Regions from separate parts of the Homo sapiens genome. Here all the other regions are linked to region 4. A link is a contact called in ENCODE Hi-C or POLR2A ChIA-PET data. All regions are on one chromosome and are shown on one strand. Each heading gives the region's core, a stretch centred on a gene start or an enhancer-like site at or near the end of the contact. The rest is flanking DNA. Distances are from core to core; before and after follow the strand shown.

Region 1 (2,700 bases), core at 27-2,526, 730 kb before region 4:
GTGTGCTAGTCTAGGGAAAGGGGAGGGAGACGACTACAACCCCGCCCCCAACACTCAGGACCGGGGACCCGAGCCCGCCAGAGACCCTCCACAAGTGAGGGTCCCCCGGGGTGGCCCCTGCCCGCCCTCCAGGCTCCCCTGGGGCTCACGTCCGGGCTGGAGCCTGGGCCTCTGCGCTTAGCCCCCTGGGGTCGCTTCCCGCGCACACAGCTCCCTGCAGAGCACGCGTCCCCCTCCCGACCGCCTTCCTTGCACCCCGCTCGGTGCCTCAGTTTCCTGCTCTGCGCAGTGGCGACAAGAAGGTTGCCAACTACAGAGAGGAGTGAGGGCTGGAGACGTGCAGGGACCTCCCTGGAGGGAGGCGCGGGGCACGTGGTTGGGCAAGCGACCGCTCAGACCGTGTAAGTCATCACCACCTTCACGGGGGGGTGGTGGGCAGCCGAGCTCCCGACGCTGGTGACAGCCGGGCCGGGCAGGGTCGTCCTGGTTTCACAAAGGGGCTCCGGGTCCCAGCGCGCACCTCCCCACGCCCGCGCCGAGCCCCCGTCTGCAGCCCGTCCCTCCCCAGAGGGAGGCCGGCGGGACCCTGGTTCCCTCCCTCCGACGCCGCCCGCCCAGCTCTGCACCGGGTCTTTCAAGCCCATTTCTCAGACTTGGAAACGGCGGCTCCGGAGAGTGAAGTCACTCTCTCAGGGTCTCTCCGTCTAAGGGGCGAAGGTGAAACTCCGAGTCCACGAGGCCCAGCGTAGGTGCTCCGTAAGAAGGGAAGAGACTTGGTCCCGGATCTGGCTCCGATGCCTCCGGCCAGCCCGCCCAGGCGGAGCCCCAGTCAGTCCCCTCTTCTTCCCCCGGGGCGCTCCCGCCCCAGCCCCTGCCCCCGGCACCCTCTGCGCTTGGGGCCGCGTCGCGCACTTTGCCCACCGTCCCTAGGCCGGGGGCGGGGCCTCCCGCGGCGCTGTTCCCCTTCCCGTTTATTATTTATTATCCTTTAAAGGGGCCGCGACCTGAAAATTTCCGTCCACTCTGCCCGGCTCCCCAGCGCCCCCGGGCTGGTTGCGCGTCGTCAGACCGCGGGAGGGGGGCGAGGGGGCGTGCGGGGAAAAGTGGGGAGCCCTGGCGAGGCCCTCCCGCGCCCGGGCCGCGGCGCTGAATCACCGGCCAGGTATTTGCATCCGAGAGCGACTCGTCCCCTGGTGATTTGTCTGGGGGTGGGGGAGGGGCGGGGCGGGGGCCGGCCGCGCGCGGGGCGCCTCTTACCAATCGGGCGGAGGGGTGTAGACGCGGACGCGGCTGGCGGCTCGGTGAGTCGGCGCGCGGCACAGCCCCGTGGGTCGGGGGCCGGGAGCCAGCGGCGCGCACCGGCGGCTGGAAGCCAGGCGGGCCCGGGCAGGCCGACCCCAGGCGCGGGGCGCGCGCCCCACTACGAGCCGCCCTGCGCGGTAAGGCTGGGGAGCGCGCTGGCCGTTCCCAGCGCGGGTTCCGGTGCCGGGGTGGGCGCAGTGCGTCCTGGAAGCCAAAGAAGGGGGTCCCCAAAGTTGGGCGGAGATGTTGGTGGGGGTCCCGGACTGGGAAGGCGGCCCTGGCGGGCTGGGGTTCGGGGAGTTTTCTCTGCACCCCGCTTGGAGACTTCACTCCCCACTGGATCAATCGCTCAGGGGCGAGCAGGGGCGATCGGGGGTCGCGAGTGCGCGCCCCCCCCTCCCCAGCGGAAGGAAATGGTCTCTGCGCGCGCGCGGGGGGCTGCACCCCGATATTTTATTTCATTTTTATTCTTTCTCCCCGAAATCAGGGATTTATTCGGGAGCCCAGAGAGGAGGGAGGGTAGTTCCCGGCGAGCCTCCCCAGCCGGGCTGGTTTATTTATAAAGTGTCCGCCCCAGCGCAGAGAGGGGCCCCCGGGGGAGACACCGCGGCCCCCGGGCGCCGGGGTGGGTTGGGCCCGGGCGCCCGGTTCCTCGGCGGGGATACCCAGGAAGAGCCCCCTGACCCGTTTCAGGGCCCCCCAGACACAAAAGCGGGCGCAGGAAGCGCTGGGAGCGCGCGTTTGTCAACTCCAACGCTCGGCGCCGGCCCCGGGCGGCGGGTTCAATTATCTTCCGTTTTTAGGCGCTCGGGCTGGAGGGGTTCCCCCCCCCATGCAAATCGGCCGCTTTCCAAGAAGCCTTTGAAATCCGGACCAGGGTTTCTGTCTTCTTATTTCTTCTCCTTCTTGAGTTTTTTTCTCACTTCCTCCAGGCCCCCCCAACCCAGGACTTTCTTAGCCCCCTCCCCAGCTTTCTGCCCCGCCCCTCCCCCTCCTCTTCCCTTCGTGGAGTGAGGGGCCCCTTTCGCCACCCGCGGGCCCGGGGCCTTGCACAACTCTTTAAATAACCATGTTTTGCAAGGCCCGCGCCGAGCGGGTGACCTCTCTCCGGAGGCCTGGGGGGAGGAGGGTGTGGCCCAGGATCCCTCCGCCCCCCACCCCTGCCTGGTCCAACGACCACCCAGCGCCCCGTCCCAGCCTCTCCCTTGGGGCTGTCATAAAATGGGGGTGGGGGTCGAGGACAAAGGGCTCTTGGGGGGAGGGGTCTGAAGGGGGTGGGCGTAGCTAGTTTAGGGTTATGGCGGCGATGGGGGGGCACCCAGCCCTGACCTAGGGGGGAATCTGGGATCCCCACCTGCCCCCTCCACCGGCCCCAACGTGGAGGTCTGTCCTGCTCCC
Region 2 (2,700 bases), core at 155-2,654, 710 kb before region 4:
ACCGTCCAGGTCCCGTCTGCAGGGAACCCCAGGACGGAGTTAATTGCTGAGTGCCCAGCTCTGGGCAAAGTGCTTGGACCCTGCGGTTACTCCGAGCCCATTTCTCAGCAGGGAAAAATGAGGCTCGCGGAGGCAGGGGCCCGGCGTCCAGGTGGGAGCATGAGGGCGTATTGTGGGTGGGCTGGCCGGTCTGGGGGGCGGGGACCCTGTACAGAACGCCCCGGCCGCGTGGAGTGGCAGGTTCGTCACTGCCTGGGGGAGGAGAACACTGGGTATTTCATTTTTATTTTTTTGTTTTTTTTACTTTTACTTTTTCCTTTTTATTTATTTATTTATGTATTTATTTATGAGACAGAGTCTTGCTTTGTCACCCAGGCTGGAGTGCAGTGGTGCGATCTTGGCTCACTGCAAGCTCCGCCTCCCGGGTTCAAGCGATTCTCCTGCCTTAGCCTCCCGAGTAGCTGGGATTACAAGCGTGCACCACCACGCCCGGCTAATTTTTTGAATCTTTTTTTTTTTTTTTTTTTTTGAGACGGAGTCTCACTGTCTCCCAGGCTAGAGTGCGGTGTCGCGGTCTTGGCTCACTGCAAGCTCCGCCTCCCGGGTTCACGCCATTTTCCTGCCTCAGCCTCCCGAGTAGCTGGGACTACAGGCGCCCGCCACCATGCCCGGCTAATTTTTGTATTTTTAGTAGAGATGGGGTTTCACCATGTTGGCCAGGCTGGTCTCAAGCTCCTGACCTCAAGTGATCCGCCTGCCTCGGCCTCCCAAAGTGCTGGGATTACAGGCGTGAGCCACCGTCCCCGGCTAATGTTTTCTTTCTTTAATCCCAAAGGCTTCAAAACTAAAATTCTGTTTGTTTGTTTGTGTGTGTGTGTGTGTGACAGGGTCTCCCTCTGTTGCCCAGGCTGGAGTGCAGTGATGTCATCTCGGCTCACTGCAGCCTCGAGCTCCTGGGCTCACGTGATCCTCCTGCCTCAGCCCCCTGAGTAGCTGGGATTACAGGTGCGCCACTATGCCTGGCTAATTTTTTTTTTTTTTTTTGTAAAAACAGGGTTTTGTCATATTGCCCAGGCGGGTCTCAAACTCCTGGGCTCGAGCAGTCTGCCCACCTCGGCCTCCCACAGTGCTGGGATCAAAGGTGGGAGCCACTGTGCCCAGCCCACACTGAGATTCTGCATTGAAATGTTTGCTGGGTGCCCCCCATTGCTGGGCACCGTGGGGTGGGGTGTGTCTGTGTGTGGCCTGGGGCACCCCCTGCCGTCAGCCCAGATCTGTGTCTGTGTCTGCATCTGTGAAACGGGTTTCCTGGCAGATAGAGGGGCTGCTTAAGGCCAGTGCCCTCGGCGGAGACTCTATTAGGGACTGCGGGCCCCAGATTTCCACGTCATATCTCGCCGCCATGGGGCTGCCTCCTGCCTCCTCTGCACCAACTTTCTGGAAGTGCCTGTCAGCTGATCCCACCCCGGCCACATCTCAGCACCAGGCCTGTCGCTGCCGTCCTGGACTCGTGGGCCTCAGTTTCCCCAACTGTGAAACGGGCTGGCGGCCGGTCAGCGTCTCCTCCCTGAGCAAGGGACTCCCCCATCCATGTCTCAGCCCCCACCCAGATGCCCCGGGACCGTTTCACAGATGAGAAGACCGAGGTGCCAGGGTGGCGATCGCACGAAGGGCCCGTCACGGGAGAATGAGGAGGGTCTGGCGTCAGCAAGCTCCCCCGGAATCTCGTGATCTGGAAATCCACAGAGAAGCACCTTCACCACGCCAGCTTCCCGGGCCGCGCTTCATTGTCATTTCTGGAGAGTGTTATTAATATCCGCCCCGTGGGTGCGGCGCTGTGTATTTCCAGAGAGGGGACTCGGGGCCCATCAGGGCCGGGGGAGTGGAGCCGGCAGATGTTCGGCCCTGCCCAGAATCACTTCCCCAATTTCCCCACGCCCGGCGGGGCTCTCAGCATCTGCATCCGCCGAGGCCTGGCTGTGCTGACGGGAATTGAAAGGACCTCGTGGCTTAGGCAGGCGGGGGAGCCCCCCGGCTGGTCAGGTGCACGAGGAGCAACCCATGGCCAGGCAGAGCCCAGAGAGGGCGGGGAAGGGCCTGAGGTCACACAGCAGACGCTAGCTAAGTAAGCGCCTGCTGGGTGTGGGTGACCCTGCCCTCCCCCGACCCATCAGTCCAGGTCGGTCGGGGCCGCCTGTCCCCTGGTGTTTCCCTTCACAGCCCACCCGCCCCAGCTGACCTCTTCCTCCTGCTCCCTGAACCGGGAAGTCCGGGCCCTTTTTGGACACTGCATCTCCCCAGCATACAAGATAGTCCAGGACACACAGGAGGTGCTCAATAATGGCTGCAGAGTGCCCTGTCCTGGCAGAAACGCTGTGGACTGACAGCCCCGTGTGGCTGGCCCTGTGGTCCACGCTCAGCTCTGCTGCCTCTGTCAGTCCTGGGAGTTTCCGGGACGGGAAAAACAGCGAGATTCAAAATCCCCCGGCCTCCCGGGGCCGCGGTCCTGCGGGGCCACAGCGCCAGCTTCCGCTTCTTGATGGCTTCGGCCCCACCCCCACCATGGGTAAACTGAGGCCCGGAGAATGGGCAGACTGGGGCGCGAGACTCCAGGTCCTCCAGGTCCTCCTGCCCCCCGTGCCCTCCTCCCGCCTGCAGCCCCAGGCTCTGCTCCGTCTTCATTCCTTCTTCATTCCTGCC
Region 3 (2,700 bases), core at 1-2,500, 790 kb before region 4:
CTCACGGCCCCGTCCTGTTCCGGCAGGGTGACTCCGGGGGCCCGCTGGTGTGCGGGGGCGTGCTCGAGGGCGTGGTCACCTCGGGCTCGCGCGTTTGCGGCAACCGCAAGAAGCCCGGGATCTACACCCGCGTGGCGAGCTATGCGGCCTGGATCGACAGCGTCCTGGCCTAGGGTGCCGGGGCCTGAAGGTCAGGGTCACCCAAGCAACAAAGTCCCGAGCAATGAAGTCATCCACTCCTGCATCTGGTTGGTCTTTATTGAGCACCTACTATATGCAGAAGGGGAGGCCGAGGTGGGAGGATCATTGGATCTCAGGAGTTCGAGATCAGCATGGGCCACGTAGCGCGACTCCATCTCTACAAATAAATAAAAAATTAGCTGGGCAATTGGCGGGCATGGAGGTGGGTGCTTGTAGTTCCAGCTACTCAGGAGGCTGAGGTGGGAGGATGACTTGAACGCAGGAGGCTGAGGCTGCAGTGAGTTGTGATTGCACCACTGCCCTCCAGCCTGGGCAACAGAGTGAAACCTTGTCTCTCTCTACAAAAAAAAAAAAAAAATTCTGCGTGGTGGCTCACGCCTGTAATCCCAGCACTTTGGGAGGCCGAGGCGGGCGGATCATTTGAGGTCAGGAGTTCCTGATCAGCCTGACCAACATGGTGAAACCCCGTGTCTACTAAAAATACAAAAAAAAATTAGCTGAGCGTGGTGGTGGGCACCTGTAGCCCCAGCTACTCAGGAGGCTGAGGCAGGAGGATAGCTTGAACCCGGGAGGCGGAGGTTGCAGTGAGCTGAGATCGCACCACTGTACTCCGACCTGGGTGACAGAGCGAGACTCTGTCTCAAAACAAAAACAGAAACATTAAAAAAAGAGGAACGCGGGAAGCTACAGATAAAAGCGCAAGAACGGAGAATACAGCGAAGTTCCGGGTCCAGCGCTTCCGTGGGGCTGACGCGGCCACACGGCGGCGCCCTTGCCACACACACACACACACACGCGCGAAGGCCCGCCAGGCATGGGTGTCCCCTCCTGGTCTGGCTCATACCGTTTCCCTTTGCTTACCAAGGGGAATGTGAGCGTCTTCTGTGTGCAAGGCTGTGGGCTGAGACTCAGGTGCACAGAAACCCTTCGAGGCCGTGTTCCTATGACCCATATCCCATAAGGGGAAACTGAGGCTCACAGGGACTGTGCGACTCTCCTGACCTTACACAGAAGCTCCAGGACACAGCCTGGACTGGAGCCCAGAGCCACGGAGCCTGCCTTCACAAACCACCCTGGGTGCGGCCAGACCCACACCAGGACGACGAGCAGCGGCACCTGCTTGCTGGAGGCCCTGGACCTCAGGTCACCCTTCTTGGCAAGGCCAGGGAGGACACCTGAGGCCCTGTGCCCTTTCTCCCACCTGGTGGAGGGGCAGCCAGGCGCTATCGTAGAAAAAGACTGATGGGCCAGGCGCGGTGGCTCATGCCTGTAATCCCAGCACTTTGGGAGGCCGAGGCGGGCAGATCACAAGGTCAGGAGATTGAGACCATCCTGGCCAACACGGTGAAATCCCATCTCCACTAAAAATACAAAAAAATTAGCCGGGCGTGGTGGCGGATGCCTGTAGTCCCAGCTACTTGGGAGGCTGAGGCAGGAGAATAGCTTGAATCCAGGAGGTGAAGCTTGCAGTGAGCCGAGATAGCACCACTGCATTTCAACCTGGGCAACAGAAGGAGACTCCATCTCAAAAAGAAAGAAAAAAAAAAAAAAGAGAAAAGAAAAAGTGACTGATGGGCCGGGTGCCGGTGGCTCACGCCTGTCATCCCAGCACTTTGGGAGGCTGAGGCGGGCAGATCATGAGGTCAGGAGATCGAGACCATCCTGGCTAACACGGTGAAACCCCGTCTCTACTAAAAATACAAAAAATTAGCCGGGCGTGGTGGCAGGCACCTGTAGTCCCAGCTGCTCGGGACGCTGAGGCAGAATGGCGTGAACCCGGGAGGTGGAGGTTGCAGTGAGTGGAGATCACACCACTACACTGCAGCCTGGGTGACAGAGCGAGATTCCATCTCAAAAAAAAAAAAAAGACTGATGATCTGAGAGGCAGGTCCGCTGGGAAAAGGGGGGATGGATTGATGAACACTGTGCTTGGGTGTTTTTGGGGCTATGGAACACTCACCTAGGAATCACACTGACGTGCAAGCACGTATTGAGCACTTACTGTGTGCAGAGCCCTGGGCCGGGCACGGTAAGACACATCTAAGCCCCAGCCCTGCTCTTAGGAATTTGGTAAATACTGCACTGCACGGAAGGGGGCCCATTCAGCCGTCTGGTGACCACCACGAAGTTGGAGCTCACTGTGTGAATTTCACGTTTTTGTTTTTGTTGTTTTTGAGACGGAGTCTCTCTCGTCGCCCAGGCTGGAGTGCAATGGCACGATCTCGGCTCACTGCAACCTCTGCCTGATGGTTCAAGCGATTCTCCTGCCTCAGCCTCCCGAGTAGCTGGGATTACAGGCATGCGCCACCACGCCCGGCTAATTTTGCATTTTTAGTAGAGACGGGGTTTCTCCATGTTGGTCAGGCTGGTCTCGAACTTCCGACCTCAGGTGATCCGCCCCCCCTCGGCCTCCCAAAGTGCTGGAGTTACAGGCATGAGCCACCTCGCCTGGCCACCCAGCTAATTTTTAAGATTTTTGTAGAGATGAGGTCTCGCCAT
Region 4 (2,700 bases), core at 139-2,638:
TCGACTTTCCCCAGGGGTCCCCAGGTGGGGACGGGGGCAGCCCGGGAGACACCTCCGAGGCTGGGGGTGGGGAGGAGCCTCCGAGGTCGAGGGAGACCCAACTTCAGAAGCAGAGAAATCCCCTCTTTGTCTGCCAACTGGAGGCCGGGTGTGAAGCGGGCGCCCCAGCGCAGCCCCTCCCCCGCTCAGTTTTTTTCTTTTTTGGAGGGCGTGTGAAACTGACTTTTTTTGAGGACTACGAAACCGCACTTTTTTGTGGGGTAGCTGAAACCGATTTTAAGACAGACTTAGTTGGGGGGGTGGCGAGCTAAAACGGGCATTCTACGGGAGCTGGAAGACTTCTGGGGCGTCCCAAGGACTTTGAGAGACTTGGAGAATGTTTGAAGCCACTTTGCACGGCGCCGAAGGCGGGGGGCGCGCTGGAACGCCTTTTTCCCGGGGGGAGGCGGCCCGGGAAGCCGGACCCCCCTCCCCCCGCAGCCGGTGCAGGCGGTGCGGCCCGGGAGCCTTTGAAGCTCGCAGCGCGGCCGCCGCCTCGCCCCGCATTAACGCGGAGCAGATGTTACCCGCGCGCCCCCCCCCGGCCCGCCCGGCCCCGACCAGCGCCTGCAGCGCGCGGCACCTTCCCCGCGCAGACAAAAGGACGTCCCTCCCGCGCGCTCCCCACCCCAAACTCCGGCGCCCGGGCCGGGCCCCCCTCTACCCGAGAAAGGGGGCGCCCCGGGGTCCCCGTGCGCCCGGGCTGGGGGGGACGGTCCTCGCGCCTAAGTTGCACAGCCCGTCCGGCGCCCCCCGCGCCCCCGCCCGGGGCTGCTTAAAGTTTCCCGAAGTGCCCGGCCCGACGGGGGCGACGCGGGCCTGGCGAGCTCCGGGCTCCTCCACGTCGCCGCCCCCCCGGCGCCGCGCGAAGTTGGAGAACAATGACTCCCGGGCCGCGGGGCGCCCCCCGACACCGCCCCCGCCCCAACTTCCTCCGCGCCCCCCCCCAACAAGCGCGCGCGGGGCGGGCCGGGGTTCCCTGGGCACAAAGCACGGGGGTACCGGGCGCGCCCCCCGCCCCCCGCCGGGCTCACCTGCTGGGCGCGGCCGGGCACGCGGCGCGTGGGGGGGGGCGGCGGCATGAAGCGGGGGGGCCCCCCCCCGGACAAAGGTGCGTCGCGGCCGGGCCCCCGAGGGTCGCGCGTGGGCGGCGGCGGCGGCGCGCGTGGCCCGGGCCCCTCCCACCCCCGCGTGGCCCGTCCCGCGGGGCCCGTGCGCGCGGCCGGCCGGGGCGCCCCTGGGGCAGCGGCGTGCGCGGTGCCCGCGGTGCCCGCCGCCGCGTCGGCTCCGGCCCGCTACGCCCGCAGCCGCCGCCGCTGCCTCATCTTCCTGCGGCGGGAGACATGTTCCGCCCCCCGCCCGCGCCGCCCCGCCCCGCCCCGTGCAGGCCCCGCCCCTGCCCCGCCCCCGAGTGCCCCGCCCGGCGGCCCACGCGGATCCCTCCGCCACCTCCGGGCGGCTCGGGCCCGAACGCCCTAGCTCGGCCTCTCGAGCACCCTCGTGAGGACCCCGAATCCCGTGAGGTCCAGAGCCTGGGAGCGGGGACGCGCAGAGGAGGCGGTCGGGCCACGGCGCGGGGAGAAATCACGGACTATCCCCGTCCGCGGAAGCACACACGAGCTGTGCGCTTAGTCCATGACGCAAGCGAGTAAGGCCCGTGAGATTGAAAGCTAAGGCAGAGCAGTCTGGTCAATCGGAAGCCGCGAAAGTCTGATGGGCGGGGATCCTAGCCATTCGTGGTGAGGCCCCGCCTCCTTTCTTCTCGGCCCCGCCCCTCAGCAGAGGCGGGACTCTGCGAGCGAGAGGCCGCGAGAGGCGGCCGGGGTGGGTCCTGGAGTTTTGTTCTCAGGTTGGCGTGGCCGCCCGCGCGGAGCCTTCTGCTTGGTTATATTTGCGTTCCTCGGGCCGGCCCCGCGTGCTGAGTGGTGCGAGCGGGTATCACGGCCCCGAGGGGGCTACGTCAGACCCATTTTCCCGGCGGGAAAACCGACTCTGGCTCCGGCTCTGGGTCAGAGAGCCCCGCGGGGAGTCTCAGCGGTGCCTTTGCCGACTTGAGTCTCCGTCTCGGCATCTGTGAATTTGGACCTGACTTTGGACAGAACTCAGGCCAGATCTGGCTTCCTGATTCTTAGTAGTCCGTGTCTACATTTTAGTAAAAAGTGACCCCGCCTAGGATCGGGCGCCGTGGCTCCTGCCTGTGATCCCAGCGCTTTGAAGGAGGCCGAGGCGGGAAGATCGCTTGAGGCCAGGAGTTCGAGAACAGCCTGAACAACATAGTGAAACCCCCCCCACCCACACCCGTCTCTAAAAATATTTAAAATAATTTAAAATAATAATTTAAAAAGTTGACCGGACGCGGTGGCCCACGCTTGTATTCCCAGCACTTTGGGAGGCCAAGGCGGGCAGATCACCTGAAGTCAGGAGTTCGAGACCTCTCTGGCCAACACGGTGAAACCCCATCTCTACTAAAAATACAAAAATTAGCCGGGCATGGTGGCGGGCACCTGTAGTCCTAGCTACTCGGGAGGCTGAGGCAGCAGAATCGCTTTCACCCGAAAGGCGGAGGTTGCAATGAGCCGAGAGCACGCCATTGTACTCCAGCCTGGGCAACAAGGACGAAACTCCGTCTCAAAATAAATAAATAAATAAGTAAAATAAAAT
Region 5 (2,700 bases), core at 54-2,553, 970 kb before region 4:
GCAGGACCTCAATATCCCTGTCTGAGCAGCGGGGCTGCGGGGCAGCTCCTGGTTCAGAGGCCTAGGGCTGTGGGGGGCCCCCTCCCCTGGAATCGCTCCCCAGGCCAGGAGGGCCGTCCAGCGCCCCGCCCTCCCCGACGCCTCCTGGGGGAAGGTCCTGGCAGCCCCAGACTCGCGCCTGGCAAGGGCGGAACACCCCAGGCTGACGCAGCTGGGGCCCCTCCGGCCTTCCCAGAAGAGCGCGTGCATCGGGAGCAGACGTCAGCCAGCTGCAAGGAGGAGCGGCCCGGGGCTGCGTAGCTCCGCTGGACCCCGATTCCGGGCAGAGACCCCCCCCCGCCCCGGCCCGCGCGCACCGAGCCCAGCCCCCGCCCCCCAGCGCAGGCGCAGCGCGGACCTCGGCCCCACCGGTCCCGCGCCCGGACCCTGAGCCCTGCCCCTGGGAACCCGAGGGCCCCGACTCCGACTGACCCTGACCTGGGACGGCGCCCCCGCCTCCGCCCTGCAGAAGGGGCGCAGGGAGGGGCCCCGAGGCCTTCGCGCGGCCCCACGCCCGGGACCCTCCCGCGCCCGGCCCCACGCGCGTGTCCTCTGTCCGCAGATTCGTGCGACGGCGTGGAGTGCGGCCCGGGCAAGGCGTGCCGCATGCTGGGGGGCCGCCCGCGCTGCGAGTGCGCGCCCGACTGCTCGGGGCTCCCGGCGCGGCTGCAGGTCTGCGGCTCAGACGGCGCCACCTACCGCGACGAGTGCGAGCTGCGCGCCGCGCGCTGCCGCGGCCACCCGGACCTGAGCGTCATGTACCGGGGCCGCTGCCGCAGTACGTGGGGGCGTGGTCTGTGGAGGGGCGGGGCGGGACCTACCGGACCTGCGCGTCATGTATCGAGGCTGCTGCCGCAGTAGGCGGGGGCGGGGCCTGGGGCGGGACCACCCGGACCTGAGCGTGACGTATCGGGGCTGCTACCGCAATGCGTGAGGGCCAGGCCTGCGGGGGCGGGGCCTGCTGGAGGGGCGGGGCCTGCTGGAGGGGCGGGGCCGCTGCCGCAGTGCGTAGGGGCGGGGCCTCCAGCCCAGGACAGGTCACATGGGTGGCGGTGGGGCCTGAGTAAGGGCGTCTTTATACTTCCGAGGGAGTATCACGGGGTAGGGTCTTTTGTAGGGTTGGGATTTGGAAAATAGTGGGCCTCTGGGGGCTCACACTGGGCAAGAGGTATGTGGCATGGTCAGAGCGGGAGCGTGACTCAGAGAGGGGCTTGTGGGTGTAACCAGAGGGGCATGATGGAACCAGGGGGGTGAGACTGGGTCATGTAAGGGGCGGGGCTCTTGGCTGGGGCGTGGTTCCTGGGTGGAGATGGGCGGGGATTTGTGGGTGGAGTTTGGGTGGGCGGCCCCGCAGTCGCGGAGGGGCGGGGCTTTGGGTAGCATAAGGGGCAGGAGCTCACGAAAGAGGTGTGGCTCCTGGGTACAATGGGAAGGGCAGGGCTTGTGGGTGGAGCCTGAGGGGTGGAATGGAGAGGGGGGCTCACGGGGGGCGGGGGGGTGCTTGTGTCTCCTACCAGAGGGTTTTCGCATCTTGGGGGTTAAGGGTGGGTCTTGGGGCCAAGAGCCCTGCGGGGTTCTCAGCGAGATGTCCCCTGAACTTCCCCTGGCACCCGGCCTGCAGAGTCCTGTGAGCACGTGGTGTGCCCGCGGCCACAGTCGTGCGTCGTGGACCAGACGGGCAGCGCCCACTGCGTGGTGTGTCGAGCGGCGCCCTGCCCTGTGCCCTCCAGCCCCGGCCAGGAGCTTTGCGGCAACAACAACGTCACCTACATCTCCTCGTGCCACATGCGCCAGGCCACCTGCTTCCTGGGCCGCTCCATCGGCGTGCGCCACGCGGGCAGCTGCGCAGGTGCAGACGCAGGGCGGGGGCACAGGCCTGTCCTGGGGGCCGGAGAACCCCCTGCCCTGCGCCCTCAATGCTCTTATCGACCCTTGCAGGCACCCCTGAGGAGCCGCCAGGTGGTGAGTCTGCAGAAGAGGAAGAGAACTTCGTGTGAGCCTGCAGGACAGGCCTGGGCCTGGTGCCCGAGGCCCCCCATCATCCCCTGTTATTTATTGCCACAGCAGAGTCTAATTTATATGCCACGGACACTCCTTAGAGCCCGGATTCGGACCACTTGGGGATCCCAGAACCTCCCTGACGATATCCTGGAAGGACTGAGGAAGGGAGGCCTGGGGGCCGGCTGGTGGGTGGGATAGACCTGCGTTCCGGACACTGAGCGCCTGATTTAGGGCCCTTCTCTAGGATGCCCCAGCCCCTACCCTAAGACCTATTGCCGGGGAGGATTCCACACTTCCGCTCCTTTGGGGATAAACCTATTAATTATTGCTACTATCAAGAGGGCTGGGCATTCTCTGCTGGTAATTCCTGAAGAGGCATGACTGCTTTTCTCAGCCCCAAGCCTCTAGTCTGGGTGTGTACGGAGGGTCTAGCCTGGGTGTGTACGGAGGGTCTAGCCTGGGTGAGTACGGAGGGTCTAGCCTGGGTGAGTACGGAGGGTCTAGCCTGGGTGAGTACGGAGGGTCTAGCCTGGGTGTGTATGGAGGATCTAGCCTGGGTGAGTATGGAGGGTCTAGCCTGGGTGAGTATGGAGGGTCTAGCCTGGGTGTGTATGGAGGGTCTAGCCTGGGTGAGTATGGAGGGTCTAGCCTGGGTGTGTA
Region 6 (2,700 bases), core at 1-2,500, 590 kb before region 4:
CCTGGGAAGCTTACAGGAGCCCGGTGTCCCGGAGCACAGGCCAGGGCCGGGCCAGAAGCCCATCCGACATCCAGCTGACCCTCACCCTCTGACCCCAGCCCTCAGCGCCATGAGTCGGGGGCAAAGAGTTCTCAAGGGTCTGCTGGGCTGGGTTTGCACTTGGACCTGGGCCTGGAGAGCCAGACTTGGAGCAAGGGGCTGTGGCCTTCATGTCCTGTGCCCCAGAGATCTGCCCCTCCCACCCGAGGTAGGTGGGAATGGGGTTTGGGAAAGGAAAGAGGTTGGGGTTTTGGGATTGGGGGTGGGGTTCTGGAAGGGGACAGCAGGGAGACTTGGGGAGGGGGGAGAGAGTTCACACTGCGGGGTGGGGGTTGGGGGAAGGTAGGAGGCTGGGATCTGTATGCCTGCAGATGCCCCAGCTCTTGGCCAATGCCGCCTCAGGCTGTTATCAGCAACGGGTGCCTGCGTCCTGCTGCCCAGCACGTCCGGTGGTCCAGAGTCACTGGAATGCAGCTTGGGAGGCGGGGCTGGGGACCTTAGCTAAGGGCAGGTCTGGGGCAACATGATATGGCCCACAGGGCTGCTGAGAGGTAACCAGGTGTCCTCAGCATATTCTGCCGATGGTGGGGTCCACACCACACTTTGGGGACCCCTGTGCAGGCAGCCCAGGACCAGGTGGACGTGGGGACCCAGACGGACGTGGGGACCCAGACGGACAGGGCCCGGTAACCTGGATTGTTCTGACTTCCTGGACGTCTTTGCCCCCAGGGTTTCGGTTCTGGGCCTCAGTTTCCCCACCTGTCCTCGACCTGACCCACTTCACGGGGCTGCAGGGCGGGTGATGGGGGGGACCCTACTCTGCCCGGCCCTGCTGGGGCCCGGCCACACCCTAGGGTCTGCAGGAGAGGCGGTGGAGCGGGCTTGCCTTCAGGGAAAAGGGGGCTGCAGGGGCGCAGCTTCGGCCTGTGCGTGTGTCTGGGGTCTGAGGGCGAGGCTCCAGGGGCTTGGTGGCGTCTGAGCGCGTGTGGAGGTCCGGGTCTCTGCGTGTCATCGTGCACGTGTCTGTGCACGCCCACTCGCGTCCGGGAGTGAGAGTCAGCGCCCTGCAGTCGGCCGCCCCGTGCCCGCCAGCGTCAGGCAGGGGCTCCCGGTCCCACCCCGCGAGCGGCGCGGCTCCGAGCTCCCGAAGGCGGAAGCGGGGGGCGCGGCCCGGGGCTGGGGGCGGGGCCTGCGACCTCACCTTCGCGCCCACTCCGCAGAGCCGCAGGCTGAGGCCGGGAAGGGTCGGGGGCGAGGCCGCGTCGCCGCCTCCCCGAAGCCTTTTCCTGTTGGGGGGAGGGCCCGCCAGTGACGGCCGGGCCTGTCACGTGGGCCTGACAGCTGGGGAGGGGGTGGCCGGCGACAATGTGGTCCCGAAGCGGCCAGCGCCGGGAGCTGCAGCGCTGAGACCCCCAGCCCGCCCCCTCGGGCTCCCGGCCGGGGCCCCATCATGTTCTCCAGGAAGAAACGAGAGCTCATGAAAACCCCTTCCATCTCGAAAAAGAACCGCGCGGGAAGCCCCAGCCCGCAGCCCTCGGGGGTGAGTGGAGCCCGGGTGAGACCCGGAGCTGACGCCGGGCCGCAGGGGGACAGGGACCCGCCCTGTGCTCGGGGCTCATGCTGGGGCGGCGGCTGGGGGCTCGTGCCAGCTACAGCCCCTACCGGGCGGGACGGCAGGGGCCACAGCAGAGAGGCCGGGACCCCGGCATTCAGCTCACGGTAGGGACCCTGGGAGTGGTGGCCGCCTCCCTCCACTCCATCCAGGGCTGGCCGCGGGGCCCAGGGAGCAGGAAGGGAGGGTGCCGGGTTGGGACGATGTTGTGTTTGGGCCGCTGCAGGTTGGGGGCTTAGGCAATCTGGGGGCTCTAGGGGCCGTTGAGATGGGAGGGCTGTGGCCTGGCCATTGGGCTGAAGGTTGACCGGGCAGCAGATCCTCTAATGGGATCCACCAGGTTCAGAGGTTGGGGAGTGTCCCCAGGCCTGGGGTGTCTACAAAGCTGGGGGGGGGGTCTACAGAGCTTGGGGGTCCGGGATGTCTACAAGGCCTGGGGCTGCCCATAGGCTCTGGGGTTCCATGGACCTTTAGGGGACAGACAGAGTCAGAAGTGTGTTCACTTAAAGCACCTGCGTTGTAGGAGCCTGAGGGGGGCTTGAAGGGCTGAGGACCCTCCCCACCCCCACCAGGAAGTGGGGACCCCCCTCCCGCGCCTCCCCGCAGGCCCCGCCCCGGCTGTGGTTTGGGCAAGGACCGTTGTTTGTGAAAGCTCTAGGGAAGAGGATGTTGGGTAACAGGTGGGGGGGTACACTACCAAATCTCGGCCCTGTGACCTCTGGCCTTTGACCCCTGTGGGGTCAGGGTGATGGTGGCCCTCCACAGCCCCACTTCATTTCTGGGGAAACTGAGGCCGTGTCCAGGCCGGAAAATCCCTTTAACGAGCTCCCCTCGGACCTGCCCAAGGAGCTGCCCAGGAAGGATGGGGCTGACGCGGTGTTCCCCGGACCAAGCCTGGAGCCGCCCGCTGGGTCCTCCGGCGTCAAGGCCACAGGGACCCTCAAGCGGCCCACCAGCCTGAGCCGCCACGCCAGCGCGGCTGGCTTCCCCCTGTCGGGTGCTGCCTCCTGGACACTGGGCCGGAGCCACCGGAGCCCACTGACAGCCGC
Region 7 (2,700 bases), core at 93-2,592, 860 kb before region 4:
TATGGAGCCCGGGCCTCAGTTTCTCCAGCTGTAGGCGGATGGCCGTGGACTGTGTGTGGCCTGGGCCTCAGTTTCCCCCGCTGTAGGCAGATGGCCGTGGACTGTGTGTGGCTTTGGCCTCAGTTTCCCCAGCTGTAGGCGGATGGCCGTGGACTGTGTGTGGCCCGGACCTCAGCTTCCCCAGCTTTAGGCGGTTGGCCGCGGACTGTGCAAAGTCCAGGCCTCAGTTTCCCCAGCTGTAAGCGGGCGGCCGCCCACTGTACAAGGTCCAGGCCTCAGTTTCCCCAGCTGTAGGTGAGAGGCCGCGGACTGTACAAGGTCCAGGCCTCAGTTTCCCCAGCTGTAGGCGGGCGGCCAAGGACTGCAAGGTCCAGGCCTCAGTTTCCCCACCTGTAGGCGGGCGGCCGCGGACTGTACAAGGTCCAGGCCTCAGTTTCCCCAGCTGTAGGTGAGAGGCCGCGGACTGTACAAGGTCCAGGCCTCAGTTTCCCCAGCTGTAGGCGGGCGGCCGCCTACTGTATAAGGTCCAGGCCTCAGTTTCCCCAGCTGTAGGCGGGCGGCCGCGGACTGTACAAGGTCCAGGCCTCAGTTTTCCCAGCTGTAGGCAGCCGGCCGCGGACTGTGCGGGGCCCGGACCTCAGTTTCCCTATCTCCGCAGTCGGGATTCGCTGTTCCGGGGCGAACAAAGAACGGTCGGGGGTGACCCCGGATCATGGCGCGCCCGCAGTATCTGTGGCCACTGTGGAAACAGCCCTGGCGTGTCCGGGACGCGACGCGGCCTTTCCCTCCCCGCGCGATCACCCAGATGTGAGCGCTCAGTTTGAATCGGACTTTTTGGCCATGTGCCCACAACCAACATGGAGCCCTGAGGGTTTCCTGCCCGACTCCAAGATGGCGATGCGACTCCCTTTGCCCTCACGGCCCAGGCGGGCGGGTCCTGCCCACTTGCAAGATGGCGGCAGCCTGGGCAAAGCACGCTTCCCGCCGCCTGACTCGCCACGTACCCACTCTCAAGATGGCGTCTCCCGCAAAGCCACGCGCCAGCTGACTGGCTCAGACGCCGTCACGTGATCCCATTTTCTCCCCCTCCCCCGACTACACAAGCCGTTTCCGCCTTCGGCCTTGAGGAATAACCGCCTCCCCCAATAGGCGCCTGCGATTTCTCTGGGTCCCGCCCCCGGGCGGCCTTCTGGCCAGTGGGAGGTGCTGGCGGGGGCCCGCGGGGCTCTCCCCGCCCCCTGGCTGCAGCGGGAGCCAATGGGCAGCGCGCGCGGGGGACGTGTGCGGGCGTCTCCGCCATTTTGTGAGTCTATAACTCGGAGCCGTTGGGTCGGTTCCTGCTATTCCGGCGCCTCCACTCCGTCCCCCGCGGGTCTGCTCTGTGTGCCATGGACGGGTGAGTCGCACGTCGCCCCGCGCCCCACCGCCCTCCCCGCGCCGCAGCCCTGCCCCCGCCGCCGCGCCGGCCTCCCCGGGGCCGATCTCGCCCCCTCTCGGGCGGGAGGGGGCGGCGGGCTCTCCCCTTCCTCTCCGCGTGGCGGGCGCGGGTGCGGGGCGGGTCAGGGGCTTCCCGGGGGTCTGGCCGCGTCCCCATCCCCCGTCCGGCCCGCTTCCGGCCCCCGCGCGCCCCGTCCCTAGCGCACGCGGCCTCCCGCGCCCCTCCCCCTCCGCGCGCGTCCCCGCACTTCGCCTTTGCCCCGCCTCGGCGGCGCGCGGCCCTTCCCGCTTCCCGTCCGGCCCTCGCGCGCCCGGATGGCCCTTCCCGCCTCCCGTCCGCTCCCCTCGTGCGCCTGCGTAGCCCGTCGCGCGTCCCCGTTGGCCCCAGCGCGCGTGCGCGGCCGCCATCGGGGGCGCGCGCCTTTCCCGCCGCCCGGACTCTGCCCCCGGCGCAGCCCCGGAAGCGCAGGCGGGGCTGGGGCGGCCGCCGGGAGGGAAAGCTGGCGCCGGGGCCTCGCCGCGGGCCCGAGTCTCTGCGCTCCCCGCCCTACCCCTGCCCCCCGTGCGCCCCGGGCCGCGGCCAAGGGGTTTCGGTGATCTCGGGAGAGAAGCGGCCGCCCCGAGGGTCTGTCCTCCGCCCCGGGGCCGGAGGGGCCTCTCCAGGGACCCCCGCGGGCGCCGTCATGGGGAGGGGCCTTCCCGGCTCTCGGGCCGGGGCAGCCTTTCCGGGCGGCTTTGCTGGGCGGGCTTCCCTTGGGAGAGGTGGGAGCCCCCTCCAGAAAGGCCGTGTCCCGCCGAGCGCTTCCTGCGCGAGGCCCTCCCTGGGAATAGGAAGCGGGAGAGGCTGGAGATGTTTCGCATTCTTTCCGTTTTCCTGAGAAGTTTTTCTTGGGTTCAGTCACTTTTAAAAGTCTGTTAAACGTGGTCCGTGCAGTCTGTGGTGTCAGAAGAGGCGCAGCCCTAGAGTGGGTCTGGACCCCTTAGCATGCGTGCGGGCAGGTGGGTCCTGCAGACGGCGAGACGAGGGCTCCCCGCTCTCGGACCCAGCACCGCGGGCTCGGGGGCCGCGCACTCGCCTCCCGGAGTGAGGCAGGAGGCCCGGAGGCTGCCCTTCCGACGGACGCTCCGAGTCACTTAGGGCCTCGCCGGGAGTTGCAGTGGCCGGGAGAAGCCGTGGGGAGCTCACTGTTGGGTCAGGACCTGGCCGGGGCTGAAGGGAGGGCCTCGGACAGTCCGGCTTTCTATCCACCTTCCCCCCGGGGT

What was found. Hi-C counts contacts between places; a loop is a spot of excess contacts on that map. ChIA-PET counts read pairs that join two places held with the same protein, here RNA polymerase II (POLR2A). Pooled maps may share reads with other maps.
Region 1: a pooled map shows a loop between it and region 4 (6-fold over the local background). The contact joins the promoter of ARID3A here to the promoter of TCF3 in region 4. A Hi-C loop is called at or near these places in 1 of 37 single-sample maps with no recorded cell type and 4 of 50 pooled maps. POLR2A ChIA-PET finds 5 or more read pairs at or near these places in 1 of 52 experiments (naive thymus-derived CD8-positive, alpha-beta T cell).
Region 2: a loop to region 4 is called in a pooled map, with 5 times the contacts of the local background. The contact joins the enhancer-like site here to the promoter of TCF3 in region 4. A Hi-C loop is called at or near these places in 1 of 37 single-sample maps with no recorded cell type and 3 of 50 pooled maps. POLR2A ChIA-PET finds 5 or more read pairs at or near these places in 1 of 52 experiments (naive thymus-derived CD8-positive, alpha-beta T cell).
Region 3: a pooled map shows a loop between it and region 4 (3-fold over the local background). The contact joins the enhancer-like site here to the promoter of TCF3 in region 4. A Hi-C loop is called at or near these places in 1 of 50 pooled maps. POLR2A ChIA-PET finds 5 or more read pairs at or near these places in 2 of 52 experiments (activated T-cell and naive thymus-derived CD4-positive, alpha-beta T cell).
Region 5: a pooled map shows a loop between it and region 4 (10-fold over the local background). The contact joins the enhancer-like site here to the promoter of TCF3 in region 4. A Hi-C loop is called at or near these places in 6 of 50 pooled maps.
Region 6: a loop to region 4 is called in a pooled map, with 4 times the contacts of the local background. The contact joins the promoter of ARHGAP45 here to the promoter of TCF3 in region 4. A Hi-C loop is called at or near these places in 1 of 50 pooled maps. POLR2A ChIA-PET finds 5 or more read pairs at or near these places in 3 of 52 experiments (A673, PC-9 and activated CD8-positive, alpha-beta memory T cell).
Region 7: a loop to region 4 is called in a map of gastrocnemius medialis, with 20 times the contacts of the local background. The contact joins the promoter of PTBP1 here to the promoter of TCF3 in region 4. A Hi-C loop is called at or near these places in 2 of 168 maps with a recorded cell type or tissue (gastrocnemius medialis and naive thymus-derived CD4-positive, alpha-beta T cell), 1 of 37 single-sample maps with no recorded cell type and 10 of 50 pooled maps.

The regions. Positions count from the first base shown.
Region 1 is chr19:924,759-927,458 of GRCh38, forward strand. It overlaps ARID3A (AT-rich interaction domain 3A), which reads left to right and starts at 1,277. Exons shown (of 9, transcript NM_005224.3): 1 at 1,277-1,301. RefSeq lists silencers at 137-226, 317-1,246, 1,337-1,406, 1,827-2,066, 2,054-2,246 and an enhancer at 1,451-2,211.
Region 2 is chr19:945,932-948,631 of GRCh38, forward strand. All of the region lies in intron 3 of ARID3A (AT-rich interaction domain 3A), which reads left to right. Among named protein-coding and RNA genes, the nearest start is that of ARID3A, 21 kb to the left of the region's middle. RefSeq lists enhancers at 1,368-1,867, 1,412-1,471, 1,552-1,951. Within about 2 kb of position 1,405, at least 5 of the 41 ENCODE cell types and tissues checked have a DNase peak (open chromatin) inside an H3K27ac peak, as active enhancers do.
Region 3 is chr19:863,066-865,765 of GRCh38, forward strand. It overlaps CFD (complement factor D), which reads left to right. Exons shown (of 5, transcript NM_001928.4): 5 at 27-576. The coding sequence ends at 173. Among named protein-coding and RNA genes, the nearest start is that of CFD, 4.8 kb to the left of the region's middle. Within about 2 kb of position 1,251, at least 8 of the 41 ENCODE cell types and tissues checked have a DNase peak (open chromatin) inside an H3K27ac peak, as active enhancers do.
Region 4 is chr19:1,651,227-1,653,926 of GRCh38, forward strand. TCF3 (transcription factor 3) reads right to left here and starts at 1,389. Exons shown (of 19, transcript NM_003200.5): 1 at 1,074-1,389. RefSeq lists silencers at 308-427, 408-630, 438-667, 758-837, 1,368-1,497 and 1 more and enhancers at 1,848-1,897, 2,018-2,127.
Region 5 is chr19:679,673-682,372 of GRCh38, forward strand. It overlaps FSTL3 (follistatin like 3), which reads left to right. Exons shown (of 5, transcript NM_005860.3): 3 at 602-817; 4 at 1,661-1,888; 5 at 1,978-2,700. The coding sequence ends at 2,036. Among named protein-coding and RNA genes, the nearest start is that of FSTL3, 4.6 kb to the left of the region's middle. RefSeq lists silencers at 31-340, 371-1,150, 1,341-1,440 and enhancers at 1,261-1,810, 1,811-2,359. Within about 2 kb of position 1,304, at least 41 of the 41 ENCODE cell types and tissues checked have a DNase peak (open chromatin) inside an H3K27ac peak, as active enhancers do.
Region 6 is chr19:1,065,917-1,068,616 of GRCh38, forward strand. ARHGAP45 (Rho GTPase activating protein 45) reads left to right here and starts at 1,251. Exons shown (of 23, transcript NM_012292.5): 1 at 1,251-1,579; 2 at 2,498-2,700. The coding sequence starts at 1,490. RefSeq lists an enhancer at 694-1,200 and silencers at 1,061-1,820, 2,131-2,370.
Region 7 is chr19:796,110-798,809 of GRCh38, forward strand. PTBP1 (polypyrimidine tract binding protein 1) reads left to right here and starts at 1,343. Exons shown (of 15, transcript NM_002819.5): 1 at 1,343-1,396. The coding sequence starts at 1,389. RefSeq lists enhancers at 462-1,097, 750-1,089, 1,296-2,181, 2,182-2,700 and silencers at 1,002-1,356, 1,120-1,469, 1,480-1,659, 1,730-2,039.